Linked DNA regions of Homo sapiens: all the other regions are linked to region 1. The links are chromatin contacts, found by Hi-C or POLR2A ChIA-PET in ENCODE. All regions are on one chromosome and are shown on one strand. Each heading gives the region's core, a stretch centred on a gene start or an enhancer-like site at or near the end of the contact. The rest is flanking DNA. Distances are from core to core; before and after follow the strand shown. Region 1 holds the start of SH2B1 (SH2B adaptor protein 1). Region 2 holds the start of PHKG2 (phosphorylase kinase catalytic subunit gamma 2). Region 3 holds the start of PRR14 (proline rich 14). Region 4 holds the start of TMEM219 (transmembrane protein 219).

Region 1 (3,323 bases), core at 597-3,096:
TCCTCCAATATTCATGTCACACTTCCCATGAGCCATTCTAGAGGCTCCCACTTGGTTATCTTACCTTTCCCTGAGAGGTTTCAAAGACCTCTCGAACAGATGAGGAAACCGAAGCTCAGAAAAGTTTCAGAACTCCAAGTCTACTGTTTTCCCCACTTCATAGTCCCTGTCCCCAGGGCCCGGCTGGGCCAGCCTCAGCCATAGCACCTCACCGCCCCAGCTCGCAGGGGGCTAGAGAGGAGCTGGGATTCTAGACCTTAGAGAGCCTGCCTCACGCATCTTAGGGTCCAACTCTTTGGAGGGGGCCGATTCATTAATGAGGATGGATGCATGATGGACCAAAACAGTAATTGTCTTGAAAGCTGACCCCAGAGTCCAGCACCCACGCACTGCGTGAAGGAGATGTGAAATAGCTACAGCCCACTTCTTTGGTATCCCTTCAGTCTGGGGCCAGAGGCCGCAGGGGCCCCAGAGGAGAAACTGGGTTGGCTCAGGTCAAGTCTTTGCTGGCCTCACGTAAACAAAACATCACAGGGAGAGCTGGGGCCCTAGGATTTTTCACCTTCCTCTTCTCCCACTGGGGAGTATGCCCTAAAGGCAGGTTAGCCTTCTGGTTAAGGCCATGGACTTGAGTCAGACCAGGGCTCAAACCACCTTATGAGCACCCAGTCCAGCCACCTTATGAGCGATGTTATCTTGAACAAATTCCACGTCCTCTCTGAGCCTCCGTTTTTCTATCTGTTAAACAAAGCTAATGATCCCTCCCCTCGAAATGTTGAGAGAATTACATGGAATGGGGTATGTCAGCGCTGAACGCAAAGTAAGCATCCGCTGAACGACTGCCATTGTTACTATCTTCATGTGGGAGAAGAATATTATTGTTCCAATTTTCTAAAATAGAAATTAGAGAAAGGAGGAGCCCTCTCAAGGTCTTACAACTAGAAAGTGGCAGAGCTGGGTGTGGAATTTACAACCCTTGGCTCTTGTTAGCGCTCCTCCCGCCACGCAATACTGGAAGGTGACAGCCCCAGGACTGGGGCCAGAGCAGCTCAGGAAAGCCTCCCCAAACCCTCAGCGACCTCAGACTCCTGTTCAAACCTACAGCCAGGCTGTAAGTCGGTGAACCCTCCCCTTCCTCCTGGGCCTCGACCCTACAAGCTCAGATGGCTCCAACCGCAGGGACAACTCCAAACCAACGAGAAACAATCAGGAGATGCAGGAGTCATGGAGCACGGGGGAACCCAGCCAAGAAGTGCAAACCAATCTCCAGCCAGCGGCCACCTCGGCTCACACAGGCCCACCCAATCCTCCGCACCGCAGACAGACCCAGCCCCCTTCAGGCCCGCTGACCCTGCGACTCCTAAGCTGGTGACTCAGTTTCTCTTCTGCCAAGCAGGACTCAGACACATTTTCCCGGTGCACCTGCCTCCTGGCTCAGTTCTGATATTTCCCGAAGGGCGGGAGGTGGAGGGTGCAGGCTCCGCTCTCGGCTCGGACCCTCCGGGCCCGGTGGTCCATATACTCCGATCCGACCCTACTCCCTGGACACCCCCCAGCCGCCCATTTTCCGGGGCCGCATCCACCTCGGGACCAGCCCTGTCTGCTGCACTCTCCGGGGCCGAGTGCCTCTCCAGCCCCCGGCCCTCCACGCCCACCCCCACCCAGGAATCCTCTCGGGCGCCAGGGCCGGGTCGCGGAGAGGGAAAAGGTACTTGAAGAGGGGGGTTCCGGTTCCGGTCCCACCTGCATCTCGGTCCCCGAGGTTAGCTCCGGCGGCGGCGGCGGCGGCGGCGGCTCCCGCTCCCTGCGCCCCCACCCACTACGCGACGAGCGCCCAGCCCGGTTCCGCGCAGGCGTCAGGACCCCCTTTCCCGTCGCTGAAGGAAGAGACCATAGAGAACAGCGGCGGGAGGGAAGGGCACCTTCATACTTACTTCCGCCATCCTCCCACTCGGCGCCGACCCCAGGAGACCGAAGACGGTGTGAATCTCGTAGGGCTTCAGTGCCTTCTCCAGTTGCACCTAAAAGCGACCACAGACGCAGCGGGGGAAGTGCTTGGATCCCACCAGAGCGTCCTCCCGGAGGAAATTCGGGACAAAGGGGCGATGTCGACCATAGAGAACCGGCCTTAGGGGATAGAGTCCCAGGGCCCGGCTGAGGGCTAGAGTAGCCGCCGAGCACCGGAAACCAGCGAGATGATGAGGCTGTGTGAACGGCCCGCTGCAGCCTAGAGCGCCGGCCCCGCTGTGGAGGGGCACGCGGACAACGCCACCAAGGAGCTGAGCGAGGAAAGAAGCGGGTGACCTTGGGGAGGCCCTGCGGGGAGGCGGAGCCTGAACTTACGACCTTGGTTTATCTGAGGAAAGGGGCAGGCGGTCCAGGAGTTTGCATCTCTGAGGCTGGAGATGAAGATGGTGGTAGTGGTGGGGGAGGGGGTGGGTAGAAATAATGAGGTCAGGGCCGGGCGCAGTGGCTCATGCCTGTAATCCCAGCACTTCGGAAGGCCGAGGCAGGTGGATCACCTGAGGTCAGGAGTTCGAGACCAGCCTGGCCAACATGGTGAAACCCCGTCTCTACTAAAAATACAAAAATTAGCCGGGCATGGTGGCGCGCGCCTGTAGTCCCAGTCCCTCCGGAGGCAGAGGCAAGAGAATAGCTTGAATCCGGAAGGCAGAGATTGCGGTGAGCCGAGATGGCGCCACGGCACTCCAGCCCAGGCAACAGAACTAGAATCCCTATTTTAAAAATAGAAAAAAAAAAAATGAGGTCAGGGCCGGGAGCGCTGGCTCACGCCTGTAATCCCAGCCCTTTGGGAGGCCGAGGCGGGCGGATGGCTTGAGGTCAGGAGTTTGAGACCAGCCTGACCAACATGGTGAAACCCCGTCTGTACTAAAAATACAAAAAATTTAGCCGGGCGTGGTGGCAGGCGCCTGTAATCCCAGCCCCTTGGGAGACCGAGGCAGGAGAACAGCTTGAACCCGGGAGGCAGAGGTTGCGGTGAGCCGAGATGGCGCCACGGCACTCCAGCGCGGGCAACAGAGCTAGACTCCCTATCAAAAAAAAAAAAAAAAAAAAAGAATTGAGGTCAAGGCCGGACGCAGTGGCTCACGCCTGTAATCCCAGCACTTTGGGAGGCCGAGGCGGGCGGATCACTTGAGGTCAGGAGTTTGAGACCAGCCTGACCAACATGGTGAAACCCCATCTGCAATAAAAATACAAAAATTTTAGCCGGGCTTGGTGGCAGGCGCCTGTACTCCCAGCTACTTGAGAGGAGGCTGAGGCAGAAGAATCACTTGAACCCCAGAGTCGGAAGTTGCAGTGAG
Region 2 (3,323 bases), core at 565-3,064, 1.9 Mb before region 1:
TTTTGGCCGGTGCAATTTTTTTTTTATTTTTTTACACAAATCTGAATTCATACATCATAGGTGGGGCAAAACCCTCCACCTTCCACAACACTTCCTACTCTCTTACTCTTGGCCACTTCACAGTTTCAATTTCCTGCGCAACCACTAAGGGCATCTGAGTTTGAGGCCATGTTTTAATTATGACCCAGCTTTAATGAGCCTCTTTGAGAATCTGATGAAAGCTGGAGACATCTACCACACGCATACATTTTTGCGATTTTAAAGACCCCCCCCTGAACTCCTACTCATACCTCAAGACCCAGCCCAAAGGTGACTCCTCCTGAGAAGGTGTGCTTTTCTGGAATCCCATAGCACTTGATACAGACCTCTACCTATCTAGCCTGATGCCTTTTTAACGTTCACGTGCCAATTTCAGTCACTTCGGGTGGAGTACCTCCAGGGCATACGCATCTTTTCTGCCCTCCCCGTGTTGAGCTTTGTGTTGAAGGCATAAATGAATGAATCCGTGAAAAAATGGGGTTGACCCAAGGTAAGAGTCTAGTCACTAGGTGTTCTCCACTGATCACTGATTCTTCCCATTTAGAACTATTCAGTCAACCAGGCGCGGTGGCTCACGCCTGTAATCCCAGCACTTTGGGAGGCTGAGGCGGGCAGATCACGAGATCAGGAGTTCAAGACCAGCGTGGCCAATATGGTGAAACGCCCGCCTCTACTAAAAATATAAATTAGCCGGCGTGGTGGCGCGCGCCTGTAATCCCAGCTACTCGGGAGGCTGAGGCAGGAGAATCACTTGAACCCAGGAGGCAGAGGTTGTAGTGAGCCGAGATCGCGCCACTGCATTCCGGCCTGGGCGACAGAGCGAGACTCCGTCTCAAAAACAAACAAACAAACAAACAAAACCAACTATCCAGTCTTCTCCTGAGAAAACCTGAACTTGAAAGACACACACACACACACAGACACACACACCACCACCACCAGCACCACCAGCACCAGCACCACCACCACCGAAAGACACACACACACACACACACCACCACCAGCACCACCACCAGCACCACCACCAGCACCACCACCACCAGCACCACCACCAGCACCAGCACCACCACCACCAGCACCAGCACCACCAGCAGCAGCAGCAGCAGCAGCACCACCACCACCACCACCACCACCACCACCACCACCACCACCACCACCACCACCACCACCACCACCACCACCACCACCACCACCACCACCCGCGAACTCTCCAGCCTTCAAACGGAAGCGGGAATGCTGGGGCTCGACCTCTTTGGACCTCCGTTTCCCTGGCCGCGGCCTTACCTGCCGATGACGTCCTTAGGGTCGTACTTCTGGTAAAACTCTTTGGCGGCGGCCCAGTCGGGCAGCTCATCCTCCGGCCCCACGTCCAGCGTCATCCTGAAGGAGGCGGGGGCCTGCGCGGAGGAGGAGGGCAGTGAGGGCAGGGAGGCCCACAGGCTCTGAGACGACCCGCATGGCGGCTCCCGGGGGCGCAGCCCTTGCAGCTGGGGCGCCAGGGTCCTGGGGGGTGGGGGGGGGTGGGGGAAGGACCCGGACTGGGGAGACCCCGCAGAAGAGCCTGGGGGCGGGAGGATGGCAGGGCAGGGAGGGGAGTGGGGAGATGTGCCCAGGAGGCAGGGGGAAGGGGCGCAAGGGCAGGCGGCTGTTGCCGCGCAGGCGCATTCGGGCGGGCGCAGGAAGGGGACGGGGGTCTAGCGCAGGCTCACCTGAGGGGGCAGGCAGAGGAGCCAGGGTCGACGCGAGCTGCGCTGTCGCCGGGTTTGCCTGCAGTCGCTCACCTTAACCCCCGGCGGCGGGCGACAACCCAAGGCTCCGCCTCCATCCTGCCCGCCAATGGTCAGCGCCGCCCGAAGACTGAGGCTCAGAAGCCCTTCCAATTGGAAACCGGCCGCCCAATTGGGGCTGGGGCGTGAGTCGGCGCTCGGCTGGACCTAAGGCTGCAACGCGACGCCGGGGCGCGGCTTCAGACGCGGCCAATCACCGAGTGGCATCTGCGGGACAGCAGAGGGCGGAGCTTGTTGTCACGTGGGCTTGGAGGCCTGGAATGGGACCCGGAAGTTGGGTTTACTGGGAAACGTGATCTCTGGGTGGCGGGGAAGCAGGACCTTCCCGCGCCTCTAGTTCCCAGACTTGAGCAGGGTTCCCTCGGTCTCCTCCAAGCATCCCTAACTGAATTCAGCATTTTCTCTTTTTTCAGACAGGGTCTCGCTCTGTAGCCCACGCTGAGGCTGCAGTGTAGTGGCGCGATCATAGCTCACTGCAGCCTTGAACTTCGGGGCTCAAGCGATCCTCCCGCCTCAGCCTCCCAAAATGCTGGGATTACAGGCTTGAGCCACAACGCCCAGCAAGCTCTTTTCAATATTAGCAGCCTGGCCCAAAGCGCCTGTCCTGAGTACACTCCAGCCCTTAAAACATTTGGACACACGCAGCTTGGACTCCAGCTTGGCCTCTTAGTTCGGACTTAAAATGCCAGAGGAAGCCTTTTCTGTGTCCGCTTCAACTCCTCCTAAATACATCCAAAGCCCTAGCGTTTACTATCTGGGATTTACACACTTTCTCAATCTTCCACCCTCTCCCAAAAGCCTTGTATCACACTCTGTTCTAAACCCACCAGGTTGTTAGATTCTGCCAGGAGTGACTCAGTGCATAGCTCAAACCTGGCATTCACTAACAAATTTTTATGACCGTCTAAGACCTAGGAACTAGACTGAGAGCAATGAAACAACACACACACCCCTACCCTGTGGAGGTTATGTTCCAGCCAAAGAGGAAAAGAATTAACTTATCTCCCTACAGCTATCTTAGAAATGACACTTTGGGATTACAATTATGAGGGAAGAAAAATGAATTCAGGTAACTTTTTATAGAGTACTATGACTCTATACCATCAATCTAAAGGCAAAATTGCAAAAAATCTTGAACTTTACTTAGATTTGTTGTTTGGTAATATAACAGGATAATAATTCTGAAGCTGAGTAATCAATATATTGATGTGACTGGAAGCCAAGGTTCTTAACTGTGGGAATCTGGAATCTGGAATCTGGAATGGGGAAAGTGGAGAAAGAACCCTATGATTGACTGGAATTTTTAAAAAGATTTTTAAAAGATGTAAAGTAGATAACATTAACTATTTACTGGCTCTTACCTCTGCTTTCAGAATGCCCTAAGCAGTAACTTCCCAGTAGAACGCCTAGTGTCTAGATGCTGATTTCTCAATAACAGTACCCAATAAAAGGAACTAAGTCTTTTCAGGAGAAATGGCCAATTTCTAGGCTTCAGCA
Region 3 (3,323 bases), core at 556-3,055, 1.8 Mb before region 1:
TGGTGCTGTGGTATGGAGGTCTGCTTTGAGGGCACCACGGGGACCTGGAAGAGAAAGAGGTGTCAAGAGCAAGGTGATAGAATGAGGCTGGACGGGACAAGGTTTCCCTGTGCCTCACAGTGCCCTGAGCCACAAACATAACAGAGATTGGGGCTAGAATTCACTCGGATCCCAAGAGAAGAGATGAATTGGACTGAATTAGGGGCCAGATATTAAGAGTCCTAAACTGCAGGTGTAGGACCTGGGTAATCTCATCCACGCTGTTTAGAGAAATGAAAAAGACAGGGTGAGCTAGGGTGGGTCACTGCCTTTTTTGGGCCAGTTTTTCTTATCTGTGCAGTGGAGTCAAAGACCTCAGCCTGCTTCCTAAGGAGGCTGGGCTGGGAAGAAAGCAGAAGAGTTTCGGCCCAGCGCCGTGGCTCACGCCTGTAATCCCAATACTTTGGGAGGCAGAGATGGGAAGATCGCTTGATGCCAGTTTGAGACCAGCTTGTGCAACATAGCAAGACCCTGTCTCTAAAAAAAAAAAAAAGATAGAAAAAAAGAAGCAGAAGAGTTTCTCAGAGTTACAGGGATGTGGTTCCAGCCCAAAATCGTTGGTGGGTGGAATGGGCACTGCCCAATTCTAGGTTGGAGTAAGTGGGAGCCAAGCAGGACTCTACCATGAGGGAGGCTGCCTGAGGGCTGAGTACAACAATGATGGATTTGGACTTCAGTTATCCTCAGTAGGGATCTGGCCCGAGTTTGGTAGTGAGGAAAGTCATGGGGGAATAGAGAGTCTCTTGGTTCAGGGGGCTCACCATGTGAACAGCCATGACATCTTCTAGCACCACGGCCAGGACCCGCCGAGAGGCCTTTTCCAGGGGAGAAGGGGCCCCCGGGAGCTGCAGCCTCGGCCGTTTCGGGCTCCTGGCTCCCCATAATGCTCGAGTCAGAGGCTGGCGGCACAGACGCGGCTGGCCAGGCGGGCTGGAGGGTGAAAGAAGCAGAGGACGGTCGCCCGAACCTGTCGCTGGCTCTGTAGTTTCCCGGCACGGTCGCCAGGATCCCCATCTCCCGGGGTCAAGACAGGCGGGCCGCCCGGGTACGCTCTCACCTGGAGTCCCCGGGCAAGTCCATGGGAGACGCGGCGGCTCCGGGGGGGTCCCTGGGGAATCCCAGGCTGCGGCCTGGGGTAAGGGGGGAGCGGGGGAGCGGGGGGTGAGGGCCGGCCCCTTCCCTGGGGCTCCGCCCTTCATGGTCCGCCCGCGGCTCCCCGTAGCCCAGCGGCCGCAGCCCTGGGGCGCGAAAGGGCGCCCCCGGCCGGTCGCCCGGAGCGGGTGTCCTCCCGCTGCCACCGCCTCGATCAGCGGATCACTCGCGCCCTGCCTGGCACCTGCCGCCAGAACCCAGAATGCAGCGGCCCCAGTTCTCCCGCGGCCCGAGCCTCCCGAGGCCTTTGTCCCTGCAGATTATGCCCCGAGATCCCCCGGGATCCACGGGGATCCCGGTCCTGGGAGGCTATTTCCGCTGGATCCCTCTGCGATCCTCCTCCTCTCCCAGCGAGTGGCCGAGGACTCCAAAGCAATACTCCATACATCGACGACCCTCCATCCCACCAGATCCCCTAGACTGGATCCCTGAGGAAAGAATCCTACAGCGCGGTTCCGCCAATCAGACGCCGGGCGAGGCTTTTCCTTCCCCTGTAAGCTTCAGCGCCGCAAAGCTCCGCTCAGACAGGGGCGGCCCGAGCTGGAGCATCTCCGAACTCAGCGTAGATCCCCAGGGATCCACTGTCAAGCAGATACCCTCTTCACTCCAATCCCGGGAGGTCCCGCCCACAGACGCCCCTTCCCTCCTCGCGTCCCCGCCCAGCGGTCTCCCCCGGCCCGGGACCAGATGGTTCAGAAGTTTCCTTCCCCGCCCCCACTCCCGCCCTCTCTCCAGCCACTCCTTGCCCTCCCCCAAGGGCTGCTCACCGCCGCCTCCCGTGGATCCCGGGTCTTCCGCAGCTCCCACCTCCGGCTCCTTTAAAAACCAAGCTTACCCAACGCTGCCCAACCGCCGATGGCCTTCTTCTCGGAGCCTCTGGACACCGCCCAATCGCCGGTCCCCGTCTTCCGGGGTGGTGAGAAACTAAGTGAAGCCACCTGGCGGCCATCATCCCTAGGGGCAGGAAGCCAAACTGAGTGGCGCCGCCATGATGGTTGAGGGCAGATGTCTTAGTCCTCGTTGAACCGTGGTGGACCGGGTGGCGTCATCTTTTGAGGGCCATATACAATGCCAGGTTTCTTGATATGTTGAGGCAACCGATTGAAGCTAGAGTGCCGCCACGCTTTTTAAGGGCATCTTCCGGTTCTTTCGTTCTTAGGCCAATAAACGTCGACTGAGTGCTAACGATATGTGAAATTCCCAATTTCCTAGAGTGGCCTCGTTTGAGGAAGGTTCCGGCATCTTCCTGGGTTCCTAAACTGGGTTCCCACGGCCCAGGGTCCGAGTTTAGGAGGGGGTGGTGGAGGCCCTGAGTCCGAACACCCGGGATCAAAGACGGGCTGGTGCGGCCTGTGGCTCCGTTGCTGGCGCCTTGTCCTGGAGAGATGGGACCGAGCCGAAGTGGGGAGGAGACTGGGGGCGCTAAGCTTGACTTCCCCTGAGTGTTGCCCACCTACTTCTTCCTGGAGAAGTGGGGGTGCCCACGGTCCGCGCAGAGGTCTATAGGACAGGGGCATCTTTGCAGGAGGCCAAGAATATACCTTGGCTTGCTAGTGGGGCCCGGCTCTCAGGAACCACTGTCTCAAGTGGGGCCCGCAGGATGGGGGAGGTGTAAATAGTCCTGAGGAGTAAGGGATCAGGGTGGGACGCTGCTGCTTGGAGGAGCTGCGTCATGGACCCTTTACTGGAAGCTGGGCTGTTGGTGGGGAGGAAGTGGGCATGTAGTGGCTTCTTGCAGCGCTATGAAGGTGCCCTGACCGCTTAACCAAAGCCCATGTCTGCACTAGTTCTCCTTCCCCAGATTCCCTGGTCCAAACCAGTACTTCTTTTCTTTTTTAATTTTTTTTTTTTAATTTGAGGCAGGATCTCGCTATGTTGCCCAGGCTGATCTTGAACACCTGGGCTCAAGTAGTCCTCCCGCCTCAGCGTCCCAAAGTGCTGGGATTACAGGCGTGAGCGCCCAGCACGAGTCCTTATTTTGTTTTCTTAACAGAACGAGAGACCCTGAAGCCTAGAATCCTGGGTCCGAGATAAGGTGCAGAGGTGCTTCCTGGTTTAGGTGTCATAATTCTCAGGGGATTGAGTGATGAAAGTGATAAAACAGGGCCGGGTGTGGTGGCTCACACCTGTTA
Region 4 (3,323 bases), core at 446-2,945, 1.1 Mb before region 1:
GTAGTTGGGATTAGAGGCGCCTGCCACCATGCCTGGCTAATTTTTGTATTTTTAGTAGAGATGGTGTTTCATCATGTTGGCCAGGCTGGTCTTGAACTCCTGACCTCAAATGATCCACCTACCTTAGCCTCCCAAAGTGTTGGGATTACAGGCGTGAGCCACCACACCCAGCCTCTGATCTCACCTTTCAATCCCATCTGACTTCCCAGGACTGTGGCCTGGAATGTCCGGGTCTTGTTCCTGTCTGGACCGTCTCCGAAGTTCAAGGTGGTCAGCAAGCCCACGACGTGAGACCCTCGCCACTTCCCTGTGACTGTCCCATTCCTGGGACACAGGGTCAGCTGGCCAAAAGATCTCAAAAAAGAGACCCAGTCCTGTGAGCAAAAGAAGACGGGTGAGATGAGATTAGCAGCAAAAGCCTGTCTAGGTTGGAAGGAAGAGCGGGTACGGGGGTGGGGAACTTACCTGGGGGATGTCAGGGCTGCGCAGGCCAGTCCTGTGGGTGAGGAGGAAGCTGCCAAGGCCCAGGCCAGAGAGGCCAAGGAGCAGCAGGATCAAAGTGGCACAGACCAGAGGTGGGTGGTGGGCCAGACACAGGTGCAGGTTGTGCCCTGCCTGGCAGTTGCCCATGGGGAGCAGAGGGGGCTGAGCCTCCGGGGAGAGCCTGCTGGAAGACAGGGAGGGAGAATGGGACAAGAGCACCGCTTTTACGCAAAGAGAAAAGAAAGCTCAGAGAAGACAAAGGACTTCCCAAGGCCACACAGTAAGTGGCAGAGCCAGAACAAGAATCCAAGGTTCCCGACTCCAAAAGTTCAACTCCCTGCACTGCTGGATAAATATTTGCTGCATTTCATTTCTGAAGTAATCTAAGTGGAGGCAGAGCAGTGTACTCCGTGCTGGAAGAAGGAAACTGAAAGGGAGACTTCTCAGCTGGAGAAACAGGAAGCACTGTTCTGGGGCGAGGATTTGGCTGAGGAATAGTTCCAGCCAGAGCCCAGACAAGGGAAGACTCTGGAGAAGAACTCCACTGTGCAGCTAAACGGCTAGATCTGAATCCCTTTCTGTTATTCACTGACTCTGTGAGCTTAAGAATCCATGAAATGGGAGTTCTGAGAACACCAAGTAATAAGGATTAAACGTGGCGGATGAAGCAGTCTGCGTGGTATTTGGCCATGCAGGAATTCAACAAATGTCCACTTCCTTTCTCTTTCTCGTACAGATCCTCAAAACCGGGTAAGGCGAGGCAAAAAATACTGTGAGGGAAACTGAGGCTCGCGGACTTTAACACAGGAGGGGTAGGGCCAAGATCTGAACCCCGCCTCCTGCTTCCAAGTGGGGTGCTCCTTCCCACGCAAGGTGCGACGGCCTGATGGAAAAGAACTTCTGGAAGGCGAAGAGATAAACAGGGGTCGGGGGAAAAGAAGGGAGCCACGGAAATGTAGGTGTCACAAATGCTCAGCCCTGCCCCGCCTCCCGTCCGGCTGGAAGGGGGTTAAAGGGAGGGGAGGGCAGAGTCTGAGGGTCCGCCGCCGCTGGTGCACCTGAGCACCCCCTCCCCGGAAAGCCCCCGCCCCGAACGATTGCAACGCCCTCGTCCCCTCCCGGTCTCGCGCGTCGGATCCGCCAGCCGCTCGCTCTTACCCCTCGGGGCCGGGCGGAGGCCGGCGCCCCCCGCGACGTCACGAGCGGGGCCGCGAGGGGGCGGGGTCCGTGCTCTGCGCTTCCGTCCCCGACCCTCCTCCTCGCGCGGCCCCGCCCCGCGGCCGGGTCCGCATGCGCAGTGGCCACGCGGGCGCCAGCCTCGCAGCTCACCGCCAGGGTGGGGGCGTACCAAAGGGACACCCAAGGAAGGAGCCACCAGAAAGGAAAACCTCCGTGGGAGGGGTGGAAACGGGAGCGAGGCCAGGGAGCAAGTGCGAGAAACGTCGCAGAACCCGTAGGCTCCCTCCAGAGAGACTGGCGAGAACTGCCCCAGAAGCTTGTCGCGGGCATTTTTGGGCTGTGCGTCCCCTACCCGCGCCAATAGCACAGACCAGCCGCGCCCGGGTTCCCGGTGAGGACTCGGCATCCGCTCAGAGTTGCAGGGCTGCCACTTGAGGACTCTGTCCACTGGGGCTGGGAGTGGTGTTTTGGACTCCGCTCTTCTGTGCACCCCGATCTGCACCTTTCTCGTGGACCCTGACTTTTAGTGACTCCTTAATGTATAGGATGCTGGAGCTGAAGAGTTGCTCAGTAGAGAGCATCTCAGTTCACTTCTGCCCAAGTTTTGGAGGTGAGAACATCTGACTGGAGGTAGCATGACACATGGAGCCAGGAACTTTGGGTTCAAATCCTGACTGTCCGTACCCTCGCATAAGCCATAGCCGCGCTCTCAGGGGACTAAGCTTACCCCTCTACTAAAGAGGATCATCCTATCTATCTCACCGGTTGGATCAGAAGCTTAAAGGGTAAAATGTGGGAAAACATGGGCCCAGTGCCCACTAAGCACACAGGACAGATGCTACTTGAAACGGAATCTATTTAATTCGACTGTGGCTTCCTTAAGGCAGAGGCCATGTCGTTTGTATCAACAGCCACAAAAGTTTGTGGCACAAAACCTTCGCATATACAAATGATTTTTTTTTTTTTTGAGACGGGGTCTCAGTCTGTCGCCAGGCTGGAGTGTAGTGGCGCGATCTCGACTCACTGCAACCTCCGCCTCCCGGATTCAAGCTATTCTTCTGCCTCAGCCTTCCGAGTAGCTGGGACTACAGGCGCACGCCACCACGCCCAGCTAATTTTTGTATTTTTAGTAGAGACGAGGTTTCACCATGTTGGCCGGGATGGTCTTGATCTCTTGACTTCGTGGTCTGCCCGCATCGGCCCCCCAAAGTGCTGGGATTACAAGCGTGAACCACCACACCCGGCCGATTTTTTTTTTTTTTTTTTTTTTTTTTTGACAGAGCCTTGCTCTGTCATCGCCCAGGCTGGAGTTCAGTGGCACAATCAAAGCTCGCTGCAGTCTGGACGTCTTGGGCTCAAGAGATCCTCCCGCCTTAGCCTCCTGGGTAGTTGAGACAGCCGGTAGTCACACGCCACCCACCATGCCCAGCTAACTTTTGCATTGTGTGTAGAGACGGGGTTTTGCCATTTGCCATGTTGCCCAGGCATGTCTCGAACTCCTGACCTCAAGCAGTCCTCTCGCCTCGGCCTCCCAAAGTGCTGGGATTACAGGCGTGAGCCACTGTGCCCTGACTAGTCAAATGATTTTTGACAAGGGTGCTGTGGGCGTTCAGTAGAGAAAAGAGTCTTTTCTGTGCATCGAAGGACACAACAGGCTGGGC

What was found. Hi-C counts contacts between places; a loop is a spot of excess contacts on that map. ChIA-PET counts read pairs that join two places held with the same protein, here RNA polymerase II (POLR2A). Pooled maps may share reads with other maps.
Region 2: a loop to region 1 is called in a pooled map, with 8 times the contacts of the local background. The contact joins the promoter of PHKG2 here to the promoter of SH2B1 in region 1. A Hi-C loop is called at or near these places in 1 of 168 maps with a recorded cell type or tissue (OCI-LY7) and 1 of 50 pooled maps. POLR2A ChIA-PET finds 5 or more read pairs at or near these places in 3 of 52 experiments (CD8-positive, alpha-beta memory T cell, HCT116 and HepG2).
Region 3: a loop to region 1 is called in a pooled map, with 9 times the contacts of the local background. The contact joins the promoter of PRR14 here to the promoter of SH2B1 in region 1. A Hi-C loop is called at or near these places in 1 of 37 single-sample maps with no recorded cell type and 7 of 50 pooled maps. POLR2A ChIA-PET finds 5 or more read pairs at or near these places in 1 of 52 experiments (naive thymus-derived CD8-positive, alpha-beta T cell).
Region 4: a pooled map shows a loop between it and region 1 (5-fold over the local background). The contact joins the promoter of TMEM219 here to the promoter of SH2B1 in region 1. A Hi-C loop is called at or near these places in 4 of 50 pooled maps. POLR2A ChIA-PET finds 5 or more read pairs at or near these places in 2 of 52 experiments (PC-9 and activated CD8-positive, alpha-beta memory T cell).

Annotation. Positions count from the first base shown.
Region 1 is chr16:28,862,366-28,865,688 of GRCh38, reverse strand. It overlaps SH2B1 (SH2B adaptor protein 1), which reads right to left and starts at 1,846. Exons shown (of 8, transcript NM_001387430.1): 1 at 1-1,846. RefSeq lists a silencer at 1,632-1,791 and enhancers at 1,902-2,261, 1,904-2,409, 2,127-2,421, 2,702-2,771.
Region 2 is chr16:30,746,916-30,750,238 of GRCh38, reverse strand. It overlaps PHKG2 (phosphorylase kinase catalytic subunit gamma 2), which reads right to left and starts at 1,814. Exons shown (of 10, transcript NM_000294.3): 1 at 1,749-1,814; 2 at 1,324-1,436. The coding sequence starts at 1,418. RefSeq lists silencers at 1,588-1,727, 1,768-2,067.
Region 3 is chr16:30,649,442-30,652,764 of GRCh38, reverse strand. PRR14 (proline rich 14) reads right to left here and starts at 1,805. Exons shown (of 12, transcript NM_024031.5): 1 at 1,638-1,805; 2 at 1,097-1,169; 3 at 801-969; 4 at 1-44. The coding sequence starts at 1,119. RefSeq lists silencers at 1,157-1,446, 1,717-1,916 and enhancers at 1,937-2,346, 2,050-2,565, 2,566-3,083.
Region 4 is chr16:29,960,451-29,963,773 of GRCh38, reverse strand. TMEM219 (transmembrane protein 219) reads right to left here and starts at 1,695. Exons shown (of 6, transcript NM_001083613.2): 1 at 1,642-1,695; 2 at 466-667; 3 at 185-374. The coding sequence starts at 630. RefSeq lists a silencer at 1,413-1,862 and an enhancer at 2,213-2,322.